Linked DNA regions of Homo sapiens: region 2 is linked to region 1. The links are chromatin contacts, found by Hi-C or POLR2A ChIA-PET in ENCODE. All regions are on one chromosome and are shown on one strand. Each heading gives the region's core, a stretch centred on a gene start or an enhancer-like site at or near the end of the contact. The rest is flanking DNA. Distances are from core to core; before and after follow the strand shown. Region 1 holds the start of ITPR1 (inositol 1,4,5-trisphosphate receptor type 1). Region 2 holds the start of THUMPD3 (THUMP domain 3 tRNA guanosine methyltransferase).

The links. Hi-C counts contacts between places; a loop is a spot of excess contacts on that map. ChIA-PET counts read pairs that join two places held with the same protein, here RNA polymerase II (POLR2A). Pooled maps may share reads with other maps.
Region 2: a pooled map shows a loop between it and region 1 (7-fold over the local background). The contact joins the promoter of THUMPD3 here to the promoter of ITPR1 in region 1. A Hi-C loop is called at or near these places in 1 of 50 pooled maps. POLR2A ChIA-PET finds 5 or more read pairs at or near these places in 2 of 52 experiments (HEK293T and naive thymus-derived CD8-positive, alpha-beta T cell).

Annotation. Positions count from the first base shown.
Region 1 is chr3:4,492,037-4,499,755 of GRCh38, reverse strand. ITPR1 (inositol 1,4,5-trisphosphate receptor type 1) reads right to left here and starts at 6,408. Exons shown (of 62, transcript NM_001378452.1): 1 at 6,151-6,408; 2 at 5,250-5,325. It overlaps ITPR1-DT (ITPR1 divergent transcript), which reads left to right and starts at 6,593. Exons shown (of 2, transcript NR_108075.1): 1 at 6,593-6,972. RefSeq lists silencers at 4,477-4,771, 6,070-6,339.
Region 2 is chr3:9,361,069-9,368,509 of GRCh38, reverse strand. It overlaps THUMPD3 (THUMP domain 3 tRNA guanosine methyltransferase), which reads right to left and starts at 5,456. Exons shown (of 10, transcript NM_001114092.2): 1 at 5,383-5,456; 2 at 3,190-3,494; 3 at 1,525-1,602. The coding sequence starts at 3,441. It also overlaps a transcript of SRGAP3 not described here. RefSeq lists enhancers at 5,007-5,066, 5,087-5,166, 5,237-5,296, 5,517-5,726.

The sequences.
Region 1 (7,719 bases), core at 5,159-7,658:
CCCAAGGGGATACAGAAACATGTTAAACCACATTGCACTGATGCAGTCAGCAAAGTCTAAACTGTGGAGACGTGTATCACCCAGTTTCTTCGATAACAACAAAAAAAATGCATGGAAAAAAGATCTGTAGAGGAAATACAGAGATTAGTGAACATCAACCATTTGTAATGTATTTACCTTATTTGGATCCTAATTCAAACTGTTAAATACGTGTATGTGTAAAATTATTATATTATGTATTTTTTACAAATATCTATTTATATATGTATATATATCAGGGAAGTATAAACCTAGACTCAATAAAAATGAAAGGCCATCAAAGGGGTAGGCACATTTAGAAAAATGAGACACAGATGTCTGTTTATTAAAAAGATGTTCAAGATGTACAAAAGGTAATTTACCAAATGAGAGATACTGTGTTAGTCCCTTTTTATGAAATTTAAATATATACGTAAATTTTACATATGCATACTTAGAGGAAAAGCCTGAAACCCTAATCTCTAATAGTTGAATTGTTTTGTTTTGTTTCATTGCTCCTCTTTATTTCCTAATGTTGCACTACAATGAATATGCTATCTTTTTCTCCTTAAAAAAATTTTTTTAACAGAGATGGGGTCTTGCTGGAGTACAGTAGCTATCACAGATGCAATCATAGTATATTACAGCCTCAAACCCCCGGGCTCAAGTAATTCTCCTGCCTCCGTCCCCTGAGTAGCCGAGTCCAAGGTGTGTGCTACATGAATATGTATATCTTATGTAATAAGTAACAAAATTTGAGGTTTGCTTTAAGTTTGCACATGTGCAGGGGTCCACTTCACTTATTAAGGAGAATCACTGATGTGAAGCTTCTAATTCCTCAAGGATGCTGGAGAGCAGAATATTAGTCCTCCTTGTAAATATCTCTTAAAACGACACTGGATACAACGCAGGGTGGCGGTAAGACATAGGTTTGTGTTGAAACTCCAGGATTATCATTATGTTCTTACAATTTGCTCTCCAAGTCAACTGTACGTTCACCTATTTGTCAAACTTTCCTTTTCTACTGAAGTGAATTACAACTCCAGGTAAGTCCTGTCATTAACCAGACAGTCCAGAAATCTGGGTTTTACCCCCTATCGAGTTCCCATCTGGTATGTGATCCTGCCAACCTTACCAGAGTCTCTTCAGAAAGGACAATGTAGTTTTGTGATGTTGAAAACCACACTGAGAATTCCGTGAGAGTTTACAAGTCCTCAGATAAACCACTGTTGACCTGCAAAATCTGGTCCCTACAGGTCTGGACCTTGACTCCCTCTCCCTCCTGAACTCCTAGCACTCTCCCCTGGCCTTCTTCTCCTTCCTCCAACATGTCACAAACACTCCTATCTCAGGGCCTCTGTACTTGCTGCTCTGACATTTGGAACACACTTTTTCCCTGACAGCTACAGGGTCAACTCGTTTGCCTCCTTCAGATCTGTGCTGAGATGTCATGTAGTAAAGATCTAATCCCCACCTGAGTACTCCCTTAATACCCCTCATCATGTTTTGTTGCTTTTTAAAATTACTGTAAAATATACATAACATAAAATATACCACTTTGAAATGTTATAACTCAGTGGCACTAAGTACATTCACACTGTTGTGTGACATCACCACCATCCATTTCCAGAACTTTTTCATCTTTCCAAACTGAAACTCTATCCTCAATAAACACTAACTCCCCCTTCCTGTCTTCTATCTCCCCCAGCAATCCCCATTCTACTTTCTGTCTGCAGGGATCTGACTACTCTAGATGCCTCTATAAGAAAAATCATAAAATATGTGTCCTTTTATTTCTGGCTTGTTTCACTTAGCATGTTTTCAAGGTTCATCCACATTGTAGCATGTGTCAGAATTCCCTTTTTAAGGCTGAATAATATTCCATTGTATGTATATTTCACATTTTATCTGTTCATTCATCAGTAGACTTGTGTTGTTTCTACCTTTTGGCTACTGTGATAATGCTTCTACTGACACAGGTGTACAAATATCTGCTCACGTCCCTACTTTCAATTTTTTAAAGTATATACCTTGAAGTGGAATTGCTGGGACATATAGTAATTTTATGTTTAATTTTTTTTAGTAACTGCCATGCTGTTTTCCACAGCAGCTTCACCATTTTACATTCCCACCGGCAATGCACAAGGGATCTAATTTCTCCACTTGTTATTTTCTGTTCCCCCTTTAACCAGTTTTCTTTTTCTCCATAGCTTTTACTACCTCTAATACTATAATACTTACTTGTTTATTTATATTGGCTGCCTCCCACCAACTGAGATGTAAGCCTCTTGGGAACGGGATGGTTTGTTCATTGCTATATCCTGAGCACCTGGAATACATCTTAGTACATAGCAGGTGCTCAAGAAATTTGTTGAATAAAGAATAAAACATTTGAATCGCACACAACTTGAACAGGTCTTAGAGTCTGTTAAATAGATTTACCACACCATGTGCCTTAAACTACATCCAATTTAGAAATCTCAAAGTTGAATGGGTGACGGTTTCAGTGGTGTATCTGGCTTATTCTCATTAGCAATCATCTCAGAACCACAGAAACCAAGAGAATTGTAAGGAATCATAGAAGTTATGTCATTCACATCACCGACTTCAAGCCTTAATTGCATTCATCAATTGAGCTATGCACAAACTTAAAACAGCAAAAATGGAAAAAAAAAAAACTGCATGGACTTCTGGTTAACAGACAGCCTGCAAATGCAATGTGTTTTATTTTTAAAAATCAAACCAATAGTAAACAAGATAGACACTGGCCCTGTGGAGACTCCTTAATTAGATGTAGCCAAAGACAGCTTGACCTAGAAACCTAACTCCAGGCCTACTTTTATTTTGGCTGTTTTTTTCTGTTGTTCATATTTGGTGTTTGTTTTATTTTTGTTTGTTTTCTAAGAGCTGCTCATGAAGAAATCAGACAGTTTCCATGATATCTTTATAAATGAGTTGAAAAGCCATGTGATATTCCCCCCTCTGGAAGTCAGTTGGTTGCACACCATTGGATTAAAGGTTTCTTTTTTATCTTTCTCTCTGCCCACTCTCCTCCCTCCCCGCAATACCAACACCCTGATCTTCCTCACTTAAAAATATTTTGAAGAAAAGACTCTTGATCTTTCTGTGGAGTTCATCTATCTCTTTTTTTCTAAGCAACCATTCCACTTCTCATTCCTAAAGAAAAGATGCCAATTCCCTCCAAAAGACAATCACTTGGTTTAAATAGATACCATTGTCAACCCCAAATGACTTTCATGGGTCTCAAGGCAAGAGCCAGAGTAATTCACTTAGAACATGAAGAACTTTCCCTGCCTGATAAGAATGATATCTTGAAAGGATTTTCTGTTCTGATTTGAATTATTCAAAGAGCAGATTGTACTTTCAGTGTACATATGCATACACACACACACACACACACATGAACTTGAAAGAAAAAATGGAGAACAAAAACGTCTGCACAACTGGCTGCAAAGCAAACTGGAAGGTATATGAAAAGGTATCAACATTTCACATTGCAGTCTAACTGCAGTTTAAACTTTCGAATTATTCAGATGGGGAAACGCCTGATCCTTTTAACCTACTCAGATTCTTTGATGTAAACAATCAAGATGTATTTCAGCTAGGAGGTGAGCCTAATGCTTAACTTACATAATGTTCCTTGTGGTTTTGTTTCTTTTTACTCTCCCCATTCAGGCTTTCCAAAATGAACTCATTACAGTATCTAATACCTCCTCAAATATCTGCACTCTTTTATCCCTATGTTTGTGGCTACATCCTTTCCTTCTTACATCAATGTTATGTATTATTTCATCATTGGTGGGAGGTATGCAAGTTATTTCATCAGTAGCAGTAAGTTTACCATTTTTCCTAGCTTCCCTCTCACCACCAGCATCCCCAAATCAACTGAGGTCCATTTGTGGGATGCAGTACAGCCTCACCGCCTGAGGTTACACCCTGCTCCTACTTTGTACTAGCTACTGGGCAAGTGATTTCACTCTCTGCACCTCAGTTTCTTCACCTGCATCTGACGCACAGGGTTTCTGAGATACATGGCTCTGGACCTGGCTTACAAGTACTTAATGTGTCCATCTTATTATTTTTAGCAACCAGTTAGAAAAGAGTCTGTGGACCAGTTTTTCCTTGCTGTACAGCTAATTCTGAAAAGGGGAACTGGGCCTAATCCTTGGCTCTATGAGCACCCACACAGCCATGTGAGTCAACAGAACTCCAAGAAGAAACTAGAGTTCTCACATCCAAATGCTTCTCACTCCGCCAGTACTCCTGAGGATCTTATCAACAGGAAACAAAAGCACTATACCACTATAATGAAGTGTCTGACTTTTATTTTCTCATTAGAAAAGCCCAAAGATTGTAGCCCAGGGAACAGCTAAATATTTAGAATGTTAAAAAAGTTATTAAGACCCAGCCACCCACCCCCACCTACCTCTGTTACCCTGTTATTTACCATGTTCCTGAACATTTCAGGAGAAAAAACTCCTGATAGCCAAATCTGCAGCAATAGTGATGTACGTGCACCCGTTGAAACCTCCCACTCTTCAAATGCAGTCTGACCATTTTGGGGAAAAAATAGGAACTGTTGTGTTTACAGATAAATGCTGCTCTCAGCTCATATTCCACCACGGGCCCCAAAACAACAGGGACCTGCCAGATTCCTTGACACTCAGGTGGCTTGAGTCAAGGGCTGGATGCTACCACCTTAAGCTTCAATAACTCACTTCCCTTTTTAAAGTTCTAATTCTTTCAACTTGCAGCAACCACTTTCATTTCTTGCAATCCAACCTACTCTGATTAAGCACACGTTCAAAATTAGAAAAGAGTGACTATTTCTTGAAGGAGAGAGGCAGTTAATACTGCTTACACATTTTGGCATATGAAATGCACTGTATCCTTCAGAATTTAAATCATCAGCATGCTTTTCAGACCGGCAATGGGCCGCCGTTTTATTGCTCCATTTAATGGCCTTTTCCCCTCCTCTCTCATAAACTTTCAGGCTCCTTCAATTCTCAGCTACTTCCAAGAAACGGACTGTCCACTGGACCTCTGCTCCCAAAAGCCCTCACCAAAGGCAGAGGCAAATTTTGAAGACTGAGCCACGGAGTTTCTTTTTCTTTCTTACTCCCCACCTCCTTGGCGGTTTAGATAGAACTTAAAATAGGCTTAGGACAAAAACTCATTATTGACTACAGCACTCAGGCTTCCACACTCACCTGACCTGGGTCAGGCACTCTGTTGCCAAAGCAAGCCCAGCGAGGGGTGCAAATCCTGCTCCTCTGTAGTCAGCTCCTAAATATTTAGAAAGAAAGAAGACTGAGTACCAGACCGCGGAAGATGAGCTCTAACAGAAATGCTCCAAATTACAAGTTTCCACCTTCTTTAGCCTCCTTCACTGGGGACAGCCCCCCCGCCCCCAAACTTGGTAGGCAGGTTGGTGGGATCGCTTGGGCGAAGATTCCAGGTAACTACGCTTACTTATTTCCAGGATGTAACTGACAATTGAGACTAGGCACGCACAAACTTCGAACGTGCGGGAGGCTGGAACTAAGGGAAGTGTTTGGCAGATCCCAAAGCACTTGTTTCCCGGCGAGAAGGCCAAGTATCCGAAGCCCGCATCCTCATTGGACATGAGCTTCGTCCACACTTCATCCCTCACCGCTTCTCCGGTTTTCTTCCGTTTTTAAAAACCCTCCCCACGGGGGGCCCCTACACATGCATTATTCTCCCAACCACGGAGCGCAAGAGAGGGATACATTTTTAGAAAGATTATTTCCTTGAGCAGACTCACATATGACACCCCCACAACCTCTCTTCAAAAAAAAAAAAAAAAAAAGAACTATTTCCTGCAGCTGCAGCAACAGTTTCCAACTTGGGGGAATGCCACATCAGACCAGAATGGGGAGCCCCCAAAGCCACGCACTAGAGTAGAGGATATTTGTTTTTTAAGCTTCAAATGAGCTCCCCCCAAAACAACTGCCCGCAGTAAAGGAACCCCCAAATGCATGCCAAGTGCATGCACATCCATCAAGATCTCCCCGAGAGCGGGGCAAAAACTTCTGCGCCCGGGGAGCCAGTGCCAACTCCCCGCGCCCTCTGCCCGGCCCCAGCCGCTACCTTGGTGCCCGGGGAGCCACGCCGGTTTGGGGGAGCAGGGCGAGGAGAGGGGTTAGCAGCCGCTGGGTAATCCCATGTCCGCGAAGAGGGAGCTCGTTCCGTTAGGATGGAAGCGGAACACCCACACCTCCTCTCGGCGTGCGCTTTCTCTCTCTCCACCCCCTGCCTCCTCCTCCACCACCACCTCCTCCTCCTCCTCTCCTCCCACCCCAGCGAGCTTGAGGAAACGCTTCAGCAGCACATCCACATGGTTACTGCACTTTAAAGCGGCTCCGGGTGGCTTATATAGGCCGGGAAGCTCCCTGGGCAATGTAGTCCAAGTAGCGGGTCGTGGCGGCGCCTGAGGCTGCGGGGAGGGACTACAAGTCCCAGAATCCCCTGGGCGCCCGGGCTGGGCCCTAAATAGACGCGTGCGGGGACAGGGGAGGGGCGTCCTGCGAGGCTTTCAGGCTGCTGAGCCTGTTCCTTGGCTGGGGTCGGTAGGGCTTGGAGCCAGCCGTTCAAAGTCACCCCTGGGAAGCGCCCGCAACCCTTGGGGACGCCTCTCCTCCGGCTGCCCCCCTTCCCTGGAATCCAGGTGTCACTGGGGCCGGGGAGGGGCTAGGAGCTCGGATTTCTGCTTTGGGAAGTTTTTACAAGCCCACCCTCCCCCTGCCTTGGTTCCCCGAGCCAAGAATTTCAGAAATCCGGGGCACAAAAACGCCAGTGTTTGCGGTCAAGGATTAAAGGCGCGAGGTGTCTTTATTTAATCTGCTCCGCCCTGCTCGGGTTTGCACGAGAAACCAAGCCTGGGAGCGACGGTCCACGCAAGCGGAGACACAGGCAAGTCGCGTGAGAGCACTTTTCTGAGCCCGAGTTGCTTGTCTTTTATCGCCCGTGAGGAGGTAAAGAAAGGCAGACCTCTCCGGTGCACAAATAAAGGAGCCGTGTTGTGACTTGCCGGCTCTGAGATTGGGAGGCAGAAAATAAATACAAACCGCGACCTCAGTCCTGACCGTACCTCTAGCAGCCCCTCTGCTCCTGGGAGCTGTAAATGCTTAAGTAAATAAACCGCAAACCAGAAAAATAAGGGCTTAGGAAAGAGCCGCTCACACAGAGATGCGCATCCAGGCGGGGCGCTCTCCAAGAGCTCCGAATGGGGCAAGGTGGGTTTCACCCGCTGCCAAGTAATGCCTGGGCTCCCGGGCTACACGCTGCTTAGGGCTCCGGCTTTTGCAAGGAGGGGAAGAGCTAAGCCCGGAGGCAGTCAGCCGACTGCCCTGTCTTGCCTCAAATGACGTATATTCATTCCTCAAACGTTTCCTGAGTGTTTACTAGGTGCCAGGCGCTGGGGCATAGTGGTGAGCCAAACGCATTATAGCATCCCAGACAGGCACTTCCTGACGCCGCCTAAAGATCTGTTATAACAATAGTAATAATAATGATAATAATCAATGGGGAGGCTGATTTTATTGAGCCCAGACCACATGCAGTTTTCATGCGTCATGCTATTGAGTTTTACCAACTGTAGGTATATTTATTATATCTATTTGGCAGGTGCACAATCCAGGGCTCAGAGAAATCAGGTAA
Region 2 (7,441 bases), core at 4,207-6,706, 4.9 Mb before region 1:
ATGCCTATAGTCCCAGCTACTCGGGAGGCTGAGGCAGGAGAATCGCTTGAACCCAGGTGGCAGAGGTTGCAGTAGGCTGAGATTGTGCCACTGCACTCCAGCCTAGGCAACAGAGCAAGACTCTGTCTCAAAAAAAAAAAAAAAAAAAATATGCGCGGGTGGAGGTGGGGAATGGGGGCCAGGTGCAATGGCTTACACCTGTAATCCCAGCACTTTGGGAGGCTTAAGTGGGAGGATCACTTGAGCCCAGAAGTTTGAGACCAGCCTGGGCAACATAGTGAGACCCCATCTCAATATTTTTTAAAAGAGGGGGGTGGGGACTAATAAATTCATGATTATCATCTGAATACTTAAGAGAACTCATTAGAATTGCTTTAAGCTTTTCTAAAAGTTAGATTTTTACTTAATACAATTTTTATCTATTTTCAGTCTGACTTTTTTTTTTGAGATGGAGTCTCGCTCTGTCGCCCAGGCTGGAGTGCAGTGGTGTGATCTCTGCTCACTGCCAGCTCCGCCTCCCGGGTTCACGCCATTCTCCTGCCTCAGCCTCCTGAGTAGCTGGGACTACAGGCGCCCACCACTACGCCCGGCTAATTTTTTATATTTTTAGTAGAGACGGGGTTTCACCGTGTTAGCCAGGATGGTCTCGATCTCCTGACCTCATGATCCACCCGCCTCGGCCTCCCAAAGTGCTGGGATTACAGGTGTGAGCCACCACGCCAGGCCCTTAAGTCTGACTTCTTTTAGGTCTGGTCTTATTGTTTTCTAGGCTGAGGGTTCATACAACTTTGACTCGTTTTTGAATAACGTTTTGGAAATCAACATGCTTGCCAATAAATAAAAGTTAGACAATTAGGTAGCGTATCACAGTTGTTTTTAAAAAGATTATTTCTAAGATACGTAAAACTGATAGAAAAATGTTTTTAAGCGGTTAACTCTAGAAACCTAACCAAAAAGCAGTGTGGAAAAAACCTAAAGCCTTGCTGCAATCTATTTTCAACCTTCAGCTTAGGCAGCAGCTGAATATTTAGGATTCAGATGCTAAATACATATTGGAGACAAAGCTGTTGTCCTAACAACTGAAGGAGTATTTAGATGTTATTTTGGCTTTATTTCAAAAAATGAAGAAAGAGAAGAAAGCAGAGCAAAAGCAGGATGGTGAGGAAGTGTTATTTGTAGAAGACACAAACTGTCACTTGTTCTTTGGTTCATGTTCTGGAAGCAATTCTCTTTTGGAACTAAATATATGTAAAAGCAAAGCAAATCTAAGGTTTATATCTCTTACAAGTAAAACAAGGTGTTTTCTTCTTTCTTATAAACTTTAATGGTTTTCAATACTAATTTTCAAAAAACATCTTTTGGGATAGACTGTCAGCAAAACTCTAGATTTTACTGTAAAAGCCTCCCAGTATTCTCTATTACAAAGACTACAGTAATGCTAAACTTTCACAGACTATGAAAAATGGAAATAATCTCTTTGTGGAAGACAGCCAAAAATCAGCCACCATGTTTAGGATAGCTCACCTTTGTTTGTTTGAACTGGTAATCTTGAAACTCCTGAACCACCACAAATAAGTTATCAACTGATCTCAGACAATGAACCTGGGTGAAAAAAAAAGAAACACATTTCTGAGAAAGCTTTTGAACAGCACAAGCTATCAACAATTAAGTATTTAAAAAATTAGGAATGATAGTTTTAAAGCAGCTACTAACTATATTTTGTATTTTTAAAATGTCCCATCTCCCTAGTTTCTCATCTCTTTGGTTACTAATCAGCTTTCCCCTAGAGAAAGGGAAAAAGGGCAGATGGAAAGAGAGAAGCATGAAGTGTTTTGTGGGCAACACGTCTTTTGTGGGAGAAGAGAAAGGTGAAGCCACTCAGGTGGGCTGTATCATATTTCCTCGATGACTTTCTAGGGTACACTGTATGCTGCAATGGTTAAAAGCAGGGGATTTGAGCTCCAGTTCTGTGATTACTAGCTGAGTGGCCCTGGGGAAATTATTTATGTGTCCTAAGCCTAATGATTAATGAGGATAATAATAGTGCCTATCTTCACAAAGCTGCTGAGGGTATTGGCTAAAATATTGGATGGAAAACATTTGCTTACCAATTCATCCCACAGATATTTTCTGGGTACCTACTATATGCCAGACACTAAGAGCGTGGGATATATTGGTGGAAAAAAAAATAGACAACAATCCTTGCCCTCTCACTGCTTATGTGGTAATGAGATATATCAGCTTTATGATAGTGAGATTGCAGTTTTCTGACCTTCACTTTTTACCTTGAGTGAGTCCTAATTACTTCTGAGCAAGAATTTTTGATGCAAATTAAAAGGAAAATCTCTTTTATGTTTCATCACCAAAGGTTAAACATCTGCTATATGCTGAAGTAAATAAATACTGAGATACTTAGAGAATTTCTTAAGTTGAACAGTATTCTTTCTGGTGAATTCAATCCTCAAGAAATACTAGATCACCTCTAAAAATGTAGCAATCCTACTACAGGTTGAGCAGCCCACATCTAAAAATCTGAAACTTTTTGAGCCCCAACACAATGCTGAAAGGAAATGCTCAGTGCAGCATTTCGGATTTTCAGATTAGAAATGCTCAACTGGCAGGCCGAGCGCAGTGGCTCAGGCCTGTAATCCCAGCACTTTGGGAGGTCGAGGCGGGTGGATCACGGGGTTAGGAGTTCGAGACCAGCCTGGCCAGGATGGTGAAACCCCGTTTCTACTAAATATACAAAAATTAGCCAGATGCGGTGGCGGGCGCCTGTAGTCCCAGCTACTGGGGAGGCTGAGGCAGGAGAATTGCTTGAACCTGGGAGGCGGAGGTTGCAGTGAGCCAAGATCGCGCCATTGCACTCCAGCCTGATGACAGAGCAAGACTCTGTCTCAAAGAAAAAGAAAAAAAAAAGAAATGCTCAACTGGCAAGTATAATGCAAATATTCCAAAACTCCCCCCACCCCCCTCCAAAAATCTGAAACACTTTTGGTCCTAAGGGATACTGAAACTACAGTCAAAATTACAAATCAGTACTCAATAGAAAATGCAGTAACTTTAAAATCACCTGATTTGGGGCAGAGCAATGAAAATCAGAAAGGATTCCAGAAGGGTCTATAAAATGAAAAGTAACCATAAAATGATCAACTTAGAAAACTATTTTAAATATTGCTCCATTCAAACCTGTGCCAGACTTTCCACTGAAATGACAAAATATATCTTGCCACGGTCTCTGCTGATTTTGCATGATGACCCAAGTTTCTCTCTGACTTCATCTGCAGCTGTTTGCTCAAAGCCAGTAGGTACAGTGGCTCCAATAGTGACTAGAAGCTCAGATTCACTTCCGAGGTCACTTTCTGTCACTTGTACAGACTTCTGGTTCTCATGAAGGTTCACATCTAGGAGTTGGTTAGTGGCTTCTTCAATGTCACACATGTTGGCTGTGCTTCCAAGATCCCTAACACTGTCTCTTTAAAAGCAGTACTGTCCTTTAAAAGAAAAAGAAATAAAGCCCAAATATTATCATCTCATATTTCAGTTATAATTAAAAACATGGGCTCTGGAGGGCAGGAAGAACAAGGCAACACATCTGATAAACAGTCACCAAAGTAAAAAGGGTTGAATAAACATGGGCACAGAGTGCAGGCTGTAAAACATGATGTTATTATTAAAGAAGCAATACAGATACCATGGGAGAAAAAGAGACAAGAAGTATTTCCATAGCATGCAATGTTTGCTTTGGGGTAACCCATGTTGACAAAAGCCATTTCATAACTACGACAGAAACTGCAGATCACATTCAAATCCATTTCTGCATCTAGATGTTAAGAACATGGTTAGTTAAGAATATAGGGCTTGGCTGGGCGTGGTGGCTCACACCTGTAATCCCAGCACTTTGGGAGGCCGAGGCGGGCAGATTGCCTGAGGTCAGGAGTTCAAGACCAGCCTGGCCCACATGGTGAAACCCCGTCTCTACTAAAAATACAAACATTAGCCAGGTGTGGTGGTGGGAGCCTGTAATCCCAGCTACTTGGGAGGCTGAGGGAGGAGAATTGCTTGAATCCGGGAGGTGGAGATTGCAGTGAGCTGAGATCATGCCACTGCACTCCGGCTGGGGTAACAGAACAAGACTCTGTCTCAAAAAAATAAATAAATAAATAAAATAAATAATAATAATAATAATAATATGGGGCTTTTGGAGTTTCAGATAGATACAGGTTTGAATTCTTGCCTCCACCATCATAGGTTGAATGACTTATGGCAAATTAATTCTCCCAAACCTTCAAATGTAATTAAGTAATTAGTAATACCTCTTTCCTAGAGTCGTTAGGAGACAAGTGAGAGTAGTACCTGGTTAGGCCAATAATTAAAACTTATTAATAGGCTATCTATCTTCTTCCCTCCTGTGAAATAGCATTTCATGCATTTAAAAATGATTAACTGGGCTGGGCACACTGGCTCATGCCTGTAATCCCAGCACTTTAGGGAGCTGAGGTGAGTAGATTGCTTGAGGCCAAGAGTTCGAGACCAATCTGCGTAAGATGGCAAAATCTCATCTCTACCAAAAACACAAAAAATAGCTGGGCGTGGTGGTGGGCGCCTGGAGTCCAGCTACTTGGGAGGCTGAGGTGGGAGGACTGCACTCCAGCCTGGGTGACACAGTGAGGCCCTGTCTCAAAAAAAAAAAAAAAAAAAAAGAAAAAATTAAAAATAAAAATGGTTAACTGAATACTTACTATCTAATGATTACAAATGTTCAAACGCCTACTACTTGCCAGACTCTGGGATCCATAGATGGGCATCAGGAGAGAGATCTTGGAAGTAATCCGAAATAGTAAAACAAATTTCCTATGCATAAGCTTTTGTGTGTGCTTGGGGTGGGGGCCGGGGGAAGTATTAGAGAGGTGGAGGGGCCATAGCTTACACGAGATTTTCAAAAGGTCTGTGACTCAAAATAACTTAATTGAGTACAGAATACCTATAATGTCCTTGTGCTGTGCCAGCGATACACGACAGTGTTTAACACTACGTCAGTTCCCGCCGTTAAAAAGCTGACAGTCACTGTGAATACAATCTCCATCTTCTAAAAAATGCAGCTGAGGTCAGCTAAAGGACGCGTTCCGCACAAGGTCAGAGAGCCAATGAGAGGCGCAGAATGAAAGAGAACTCACGTCTCCCAACTCCCACCTACAGGGCCCGGGAATCCTAGGGAGCGGGTAAAGGCCTGGGAGAGGGAGCAAGATGGGCTCCGCCACGAGATCCGCCTGAAGTCCGGCTCGGCGCCGGCCTCAACTGCAAGAGGAAGGCCACCCCTCTCTCCCCAAGCTGAAACACCAGAAGAGCCACACTCGGCCGTTCCCAACCGCCGCCAGTTACCGGCCGCCAGCGAAGACCCTTTCAGCTCCCACACTCCATTGGCCTCTTGCGGTCAGGTCACGCCGCCGGAAGCCGCCCCCGGAAACGGAAGTCAGGCTACGAGTCACGGTGGCTCCGCGCTGGCGGCGGGTTCCCCCACAAGGTCTTGGGGAAAGGAGCATGCGCTGGAAGCTGTGTGCTGTTGGTTTTGAGGATCTTCAGTAAGCTGAAAGCGGAGAGTCAGGGGCCTTGTGTCCTACCATGGTATTTGCTAACGTTTAGAGAGTGCTTCCCCTTGCCGAGCACTGGGTAAGCGCTTCACATGCGTCATCTCATTTGGAACAAGTCTCTTTTGTTCTAGCACCTATGAAGTGGCAGAGACTGATTTCTGTTTTAAAGCTGGAGACACCGAGTCTCTCCAGCTTATTTAAATATCTTTCTCAAAATGTCATGCCACTAGTTCCTGATTTCTGTATTGCCATCACTATTTTAGCACTGTTTACTTCATATTTTTCTTTAGTTTAAAAAAAATAGAAATAGTGGGGCTCACTATGTTGCCTAAGCTGGTCTCGAACATCTGGGTTCAAGTGATTCTTCTGTCTAGCCCTCCTAAAGTGCTGGGATTACAGGCATGAGCCACTGTGCCCAATCAGATGAACTTTATTTCTCATAAAGGGTTGAACCTGGCCGGGCACAGTGGCTCATGCCTGTAATCCCAGCACTTTGGGAGGCTGAGGCGGGTGGATCACTTGAGGTCAGGAGTTTGAGGCCAGGCTGGCCAACATGGTGAAACTCCATCTCTACTAAAAATACAAAAGTTAGCTGGATGTGGTGGCCTGCACCTGTAGTCCTAGCTACTTGGGAAGATGAAGCAGAAGAGTTGCTTACCCAGGAGGCAGAGGTTGCAGAGAGCCAAGATTGTGCCACTGCACTCCAGTCTGGGAGCAAGACATCATCTCAAAAAAAAAAAAAAAAAAAAAAAAAAAGAGTTGAACCTGCATGGTAGCCATTTTGACAGACTGGGAAGCCTAGCTTCCAGTCAGAAGCCAAAAACAGGCACTTCCAGGGTTGGAAGAATAAGACAGGGATTTATGCTAAACACAGTGGCCAAATATACATGTTAAATAAACTGTAAGAGGGGTCACGAATATTTATGAAAGGAGCAATTTGTGCATGTGCAGTTGAGCTTCATGCCTCTCTGTGGATCCCATGTTTAAAAAATGGTGGCCTTAGCATGATCCAAGGGTAGAGTTTTCTACCGCTTGACTTCAAAAGGTGAAGCAGGGGATGTGAAAACCCTCACTGCACGTCCTCTGTCGACTGGCCAGAACCACTCCCTGGATGGTGGGTGATCTCTTATCAGGAAGGAATGCTAGTCGGTTGTTCTATTGAAACTGCAAATGGGAGGGTCAGCATCAGGCTGGTGGAGTGAGTCTTTCAAAAGGGCTGGTTTCTGTTTAACCCTTAGGAAAGAAAATCTAATGGCGATTATAGAGGGAGGGGTTATAAAGAGGTGTGTCCGACTTCCCATCCTGTCATGAGTAGGAACTCAGCTTCCAAGTTTTTTCTAGGGTCTCCTTGGCCAAGAGAGGGCCTGTTCAGTCAGTTGGGGGGCATAGAATTTTATTTTTATTTTTCAGTTGACAAAAGTTAACTTATTGTGAAAGGAACCCAACAACAAAAAGATAAACCGAATTTAAAACAAAACAAAACCAAAAAGAACACAATTTATAAATGTGCAAAGGGGCTGGGAGTGGTGGTTCATGCCTGTAGTCCCAGCGCTTTGGGAGGCTGAGGTGAGTGGCTCGCTTGAGCTCAGAGTTTGAGACTAGCTCTGGCAACATGGCAAAACTCTGTCGCTACAAAAAAATGACAAAAATTAGCTAGGCATGGTGACACTCACCTGTAGTCCCAGCTACTCGGGAGGCTGAGACAGGAGAATAGCTTGAGCTGGGGAGGTTGAGGCTGTAATGAGTTATGATCACATCACTGCACTTCAGCCCAGGTGACAGAGTGAGACCTTGTCTCAAAAATAAAATGAAAAATATGTAAAGGGCTTGAATAGATATTTCTCCAAAAG